2 separate regions of the Homo sapiens genome follow, and region 2 is linked to region 1. The links are chromatin contacts, found by Hi-C or POLR2A ChIA-PET in ENCODE. All regions are on one chromosome and are shown on one strand. Each heading gives the region's core, a stretch centred on a gene start or an enhancer-like site at or near the end of the contact. The rest is flanking DNA. Distances are from core to core; before and after follow the strand shown. Region 1 holds the start of DYNLL2 (dynein light chain LC8-type 2). Region 2 overlaps RNF43 (ring finger protein 43).

The links. A loop is a pair of places that touch in the nucleus more often than their neighbours do. ChIA-PET counts read pairs that join two places held with the same protein, here RNA polymerase II (POLR2A). Pooled maps may share reads with other maps.
Region 2: a loop to region 1 is called in a pooled map, with 2.4 times the contacts of the local background. The contact joins the enhancer-like site here to the promoter of DYNLL2 in region 1. A Hi-C loop is called at or near these places in 1 of 50 pooled maps. POLR2A ChIA-PET finds 5 or more read pairs at or near these places in 2 of 52 experiments (WTC11 and activated CD4-positive, alpha-beta T cell).

What each region holds. Positions count from the first base shown.
Region 1 is chr17:58,082,061-58,084,760 of GRCh38, reverse strand. It overlaps DYNLL2 (dynein light chain LC8-type 2), which reads right to left and starts at 1,342. Exons shown (of 3, transcript NM_080677.3): 1 at 1,078-1,342. It overlaps DYNLL2-DT (DYNLL2 divergent transcript), which reads left to right and starts at 1,557. Exons shown (of 3, transcript NR_110809.1): 1 at 1,557-2,045; 2 at 2,145-2,700. RefSeq lists silencers at 553-682, 723-1,142, 1,183-1,242, 1,253-1,602 and an enhancer at 1,319-1,613.
Region 2 is chr17:58,379,988-58,382,699 of GRCh38, reverse strand. The region is part of intron 2 of RNF43 (ring finger protein 43); the gene reads left to right. Among named protein-coding and RNA genes, the nearest start is that of SUPT4H1, 29 kb to the right of the region's middle. RefSeq lists an enhancer at 265-394. Within about 2 kb of position 1,304, at least 7 of the 41 ENCODE cell types and tissues checked have a DNase peak (open chromatin) inside an H3K27ac peak, as active enhancers do.

The DNA.
Region 1 (2,700 bases), core at 93-2,592:
GCTCACCTGCTCCACTGCCTCATTCCCAAAGTCCAAAGGAGCAACTTTGTTACAGTAATTAAAAGCCACCTTACTCTCCAGGAAAGAGCCTGCGGTTACATAATATTGGTCTTACGACTACAATGGCCCCCCAGGCATCTGAGAGAGGTGAAGCCCAACCCCTACCACCCCTGTCCAAGGTGCCGGTAAGCAAAGCACAGGAAGGTGTCCAGCCTAGCCCCTCCCTCCTTGGGAAAAAGCAAGGGACCTGGGCCTCCAGATAGGAGGAAGATGGCCAGAGGGCCCCAGGCCAGCAGCCTCAGTCACGAGCCAAGGCTCCTGTGAAAAGCACAAAGGGCACCCCAGGACAGCTCCCATCCTCTATTCCTGGTTTTGCAACCAAAAAAAAAGGCTAAATCTCCGAATGACACGGACCACCATCCCCACCCGCCAATACACACACACTTCTACTTCCCTCTTCGGGCTCTCCAAGTGGGCCGTATCCCTCCACTATCCCATCCTCCAGAGCGCTGCGGTCCCGAAGGGCAGCACCTGGGGAACGAGGAAGCATCCTCCTTCCCCCCGACCTCCCGCCCGCGCCGCCGGCCAGGTCCGCAGGCCCCGGCCGGTCGGCCGCCCTCCCCCACCCGGCCTGGAACAGCGCCGGAGTGACTGGGCGTCCTCGCTGCAGGAAGGACGCCCCAGAGGGTGGCGGTGGCGGCAGGAGGAGCCGCGTCACGCCCGAGCCCTCTCCACCCCCTCTTCCCCGGCCCCTGACATCAGGGGCCTCCACGCAGCGCAGAGAGACTCCCGGGGGCGGGGGCAGCGGCAGCTCCGCAGCCCGGGCCTCCAGCAGCGCCACGAGGGTGGCCGGGGCAAAGGGTGGCGCAGCCCGGGCTGCGCCGAGAGGGAGGGGCGGCGGGGGCGCGCTGCGCTGCCCGGACCGTCAACGCCAAGGGCTGCGGGGCCAGCCCTGTTCCAGGCCTTGGGGCCGGCTAAGGAGGCCGCAGGGCCACCGCGGCGAGGGCCGGGTCGTGTAGAGTCGCACGCGACGGACACAGGCCCGCCACCCGGGGGACGCCCCCACCCACCGCTCACCTTCACGGAGGCGAGTCCGCACTGGGCCCTGGGGAGGAGCGATGGCCCGAGGCAGAGCACAGGCAGGGGCGGTGTTCCCTGGGCTCCTCCTGCAGCTGCAGCAGCCGCCGCCGCCGCGGTCTCCGGCTCCCGCAGCCCGAGGCCGATCGCTCCCTGCCGCGGTCCGCCCTTGGAGTTTCGCCGGCCGCCCGCGCTCCGCCTCACGCCGCCCGCCCGCCCGCCCGCTCCGCACTGGCGCCTCACAGCTCCGCTCCGCTCTGCCGCTGAGCGCGGCCGACGCGCGGCCCCCGCTGAAATAGTGCCCCGCCCCCGCCCCCCCGCCGCGCGCGCCGCCGTCCGCGCTCCCCATTGGCTGAGCCCGCCCGGCCCCGCACTGCGGGCTTCTCCCCGCGCCGCTCTCGCCCCACATCTTGTTTCCTCCCACAATGCCTCGGGGCGGAGGGAGGGGGTGGGGAGGAGGAGCTGGAGCGGGTGGGGGAGGGAGCCGTGGCCTTAAGAAAGGAGAGGAATGCGGACCCCTCCCCCCGGGGCTGGAGAGGCCAGGCCTGAAAAGGAATAAAGAGACATGGTCCTGAGAGAGGAGGAGAGGGAAGGGTGTGGAGACCCCCAGTCCCAAGGAGAAAAAAGGGAGAGGGGGATGGAGATTTCAGACCCAGGGAACAGATGGGGCTGAGGTAGAGACCCCAACCTTAGAGAGGGGAGGAGATGAAGTCACCAGCCTCAGAGGAAAAGACAGGACACTCCCTCCTCCCGTATCTGTGAGAAAGAGAGGGACAGCCAGCCCTATGGAGAGGGAGAGGCATAGGAGCCCCAGGACTCCCTCCCCTCACCTTCCGGGAAGGTCCCTTCTTCCTCCTTTGTTCTTTGAGGCTGAAGGACCTAAACTCCCAGCTGGGCCCCCAGCCGGTATTTGTCTACAGGAGCAATGGAGACAGAGCCGAAGCAAAATTGATGGGGATGTGTCTTTGGTACGCAGGCCTCTGCTGTCCTTGCACATTTATGGCCTTGGGGTCCTGGGATGGGGGTGAGAGTGAGCGATTTCTTGTCGTCTGTCCCTGCCTGTCCAGGTAGACAAGGTTGGAGGAGAGTGAATAGAAGCCCCCAGAGGTGGTGCCTGTCAGAGCTGTGAGGAGCCTTCAAAAACCACCCATCCACACCCCTCACTTTATAAAGGAGAGAATCCAAGTACAGAGAGCCCTGCCAGATCCCGCAGGTCAGGCTTGACTTGCTTCTAGCTGAAAAGAGGTGCACCCAGGAAGCAGCCCCTCTGGAGGCTCAAGAGACTACTTCTGGGAGAGTGGGTGTGAACGTGCGCGTTGGGAGCCTGCCTGCCCTCACTCCATCCCACTCCCAGGAAAGATCCTCAGGCCTGCGGTTTTCTTTCTGGTCTGTTTTATACAGAAGTGTCTACCTCAAGGGCTGACGAGCCTTTATTGGGAACCAAGCATTTTGGCCATACAGTAGGGATTAAGAAGCTGCCGGGGATAGCTCCCACTCCCATCTTTTCCCCTTCGCCTCTCCAAACCATGGTCAGGAAGTCAGACTTGCCCTGGCCCTGGCCTGCTCTGGTTTGAAGCATCAAAAGTTAGTGTTCGTTATGTGTCAGGGGAAACCTGGAAAAAT
Region 2 (2,712 bases), core at 55-2,554, 300 kb before region 1:
CAGAAGGCTGTTGCTTTCTTCCCCATTCAGGGTTATGCATAACTCAGCAGTACACTGATACTGAGAGGAGACAATAAAAGCATAACGGGATGGGTTATTAAACAGGAAGCTTCTCCAGAAAGAAGTGAGTTTTGTTCAGGGTTGTGGAGGAGATCTAGGCATGATGGTGAACAGGAAAGAAGAGAACTCTGCCTTGTGATGAGGTCAAGATACTCTAAAGCTGACTTTGAAACTGAAACTTACAGGGAGTATACAGAAAGTTTCTGAAGAGAAAGCAGAAATCTGAAAATAATCATATCCTGATAAAATGACAGAGCAACCACCAAATATATTTTACCTCACATCTGTTTATTAAAACAGATGATTCAACATGCATTTTTCTTAATATCTACTGTGTGCATGGCATGATGTTAAGTGATGAATAAGACCTAGTCCCTGACCTCAAGGAGCTCAGATTCTACTTTGCAGGAAGGAGGAAAGAACTAATGTTTTATTGCACTAAGAATCAGGCATTCTGCTGGAGGAAATAGGTAAGAGAGTGGGTCACAATGCAGCATTGACCCACAGTAAGAGGTAAGTGTCATTTAAGAATTTTGTATAGATGGCTTCAGGGGAATATATGAGGGAAAGTATTTAGTTTCTGGGGACTGAGGGCTGGTCAAAGGATTGGAGAAGGGCCCAATTTGAACTGGCATGGGGAGTCAAGGGCAAAAAGAGGTAGAGAGCTATAGGATTGGAGTTCTCACAGTCTTTGGATCACAGGGGGATAGGAGAGGTGCCATTTTTTTTCTCTATAGAACCAAGGAAATAGGGAAACGTCCATGGGAAGAGAAAGGAAAAATAATTTGGCAGAGAACCAAGCTATTTTCCCATCATATGTTTTCTGTAAAAGACTTCTTAGGAGCTAAGACAGTGTTTTTCTGCTTTCATTCTCTTTAATGCCTAGAATTCTGCCATAAAAGGCTATTTATATATCTTACTTTTTAGTTCCTAGGAGCGCAAGAGATGCTACTATTGGGAATTTCTAAAATATTCAGAGGATGGAAATACCAGCTGGCACCAATGCTGAGATATACAGGCACCATCCATAGAGACCCAGTGAAATTCTGAGCCCCAAATGGCAATCCCTCCCAGGCTCTCCCAGAGCCATCTCACTTTTTCTTTTATCCCCTGCCTGGAAGGCTACACTGTGGGTGGGAATAAAAATCCACTCTCCTGTTGCATCTAGGCAGCTGCCAGCAGTCTGTTTGCCTTGTTCTTTGCTGGCAAATCATTAAACAGTCCCCCCAAAGCAGGCCTCTTCCCTAGGGCCACCGCATGGACAAAGATTCAGAGCTGTGGTCAAAGGGCTGTCAGCAGTCAGGCTGGAGCCCTTGGGCTATCTCCAACACAAGCCCTTCCTGGCTGTTGCCTCTTCTGAACAGAAGCCTTCTTGGCCTAATGTCAACCCCCCAATGGCTTCTGAGGAGAGACTCTGGGCATCTGAGTTGGCTGGTGGCTTGAATAATTTTGTCCTTTTCCTCCTGATGTTATTTCTGAGTACAACTACCCCTATGATCCTTTATTGTTTTCTTTATTGAACCCCAGACCCATCCTCCATAATTTTGCCACTTTGCAATGTAAATACAATATTGTGTGTTACTGCCCAGGATCTGGGGACTGGGACTAGCCGAGCAAGCTTCATAGCTTCATTCCATCCCCACTTGCATTGTGCCAATGCAAATCTGAGCATAGAAGATTTCATTGAGCCAGCCCATTTGGAGACAGTATCTGCCCTCAAAGGGCTTCTAAGCCCCAGGGCAAGCCAGTTGTGGAAGACAGCAGTATGGAGCAGAGTTTGCAGGACACCTTGAAATCCCTACAGCCTCTGAGCAGGAGACTAAGCCTGAAAGACCTGGACTATGTGTGAAGTAACCATGTTAATGAAGCTATTTCGCACTCTTGCACTGCAATCACCAAACTTAGCAATGCTCAAGTAGCTCTGCCGGTAGTCCAGATGGGCCTCTGGCGTATTTAAATAAATGATCTGGTTTCCTTAAGTTTCATTTCTTTGGTGTTTTTCACAGGGACTGTCTGGCTTTAGTCTTTGGCCTTTTAAGCATTGAAATCTTAAATAATTACTCAAAAATAAACACTTATCTGATTCTAGTAGGTTTTCAGATTCCTGCCATCTCTGGTGTGAGCTTGGCTGGAACAGGAACAGCAAAATCAAATAATAAAGCAAACTGTGTCAAGGCTGTTTGCAAGTAGCACATTGGGTTAGGTGTGAGAGTTCAGTTAACTACTTTGTTGTGGCAAGAGTTAAGACCATGCCTCAGAAGGGCCCTAGACAAAGCCTCTATAGACCTTATCCTGGGCCTGTGGGAATTAGATATTACCCCTAGCAATACTTGCCATCTGTGTCAAGACCTCGGCCTTTCTGCAGAGGACTTCTTTGGATAAGACCTAGCTAAACAAGGGGGCTCAGTGGTACTCCTTATAAGATGGAGGTCAGTGAGGGTGACAAAGATCTTTCCTGGGACAGTGGTCAGAACTCAGCTGACTTCCCAGAACTAATTAGTATGATTTTTGGATGGTTGAGCCCTGAGTTCCTCACCTGGTGGAGAAAAGGAGTCCAGAACACATGACTGGGTTATCTTTTAAGGTCTTGATCTTCACAGGCCTCAGAACTTGGTATTCTATTTCATGGCCTTGCTTCTAAAGATCCCTGAT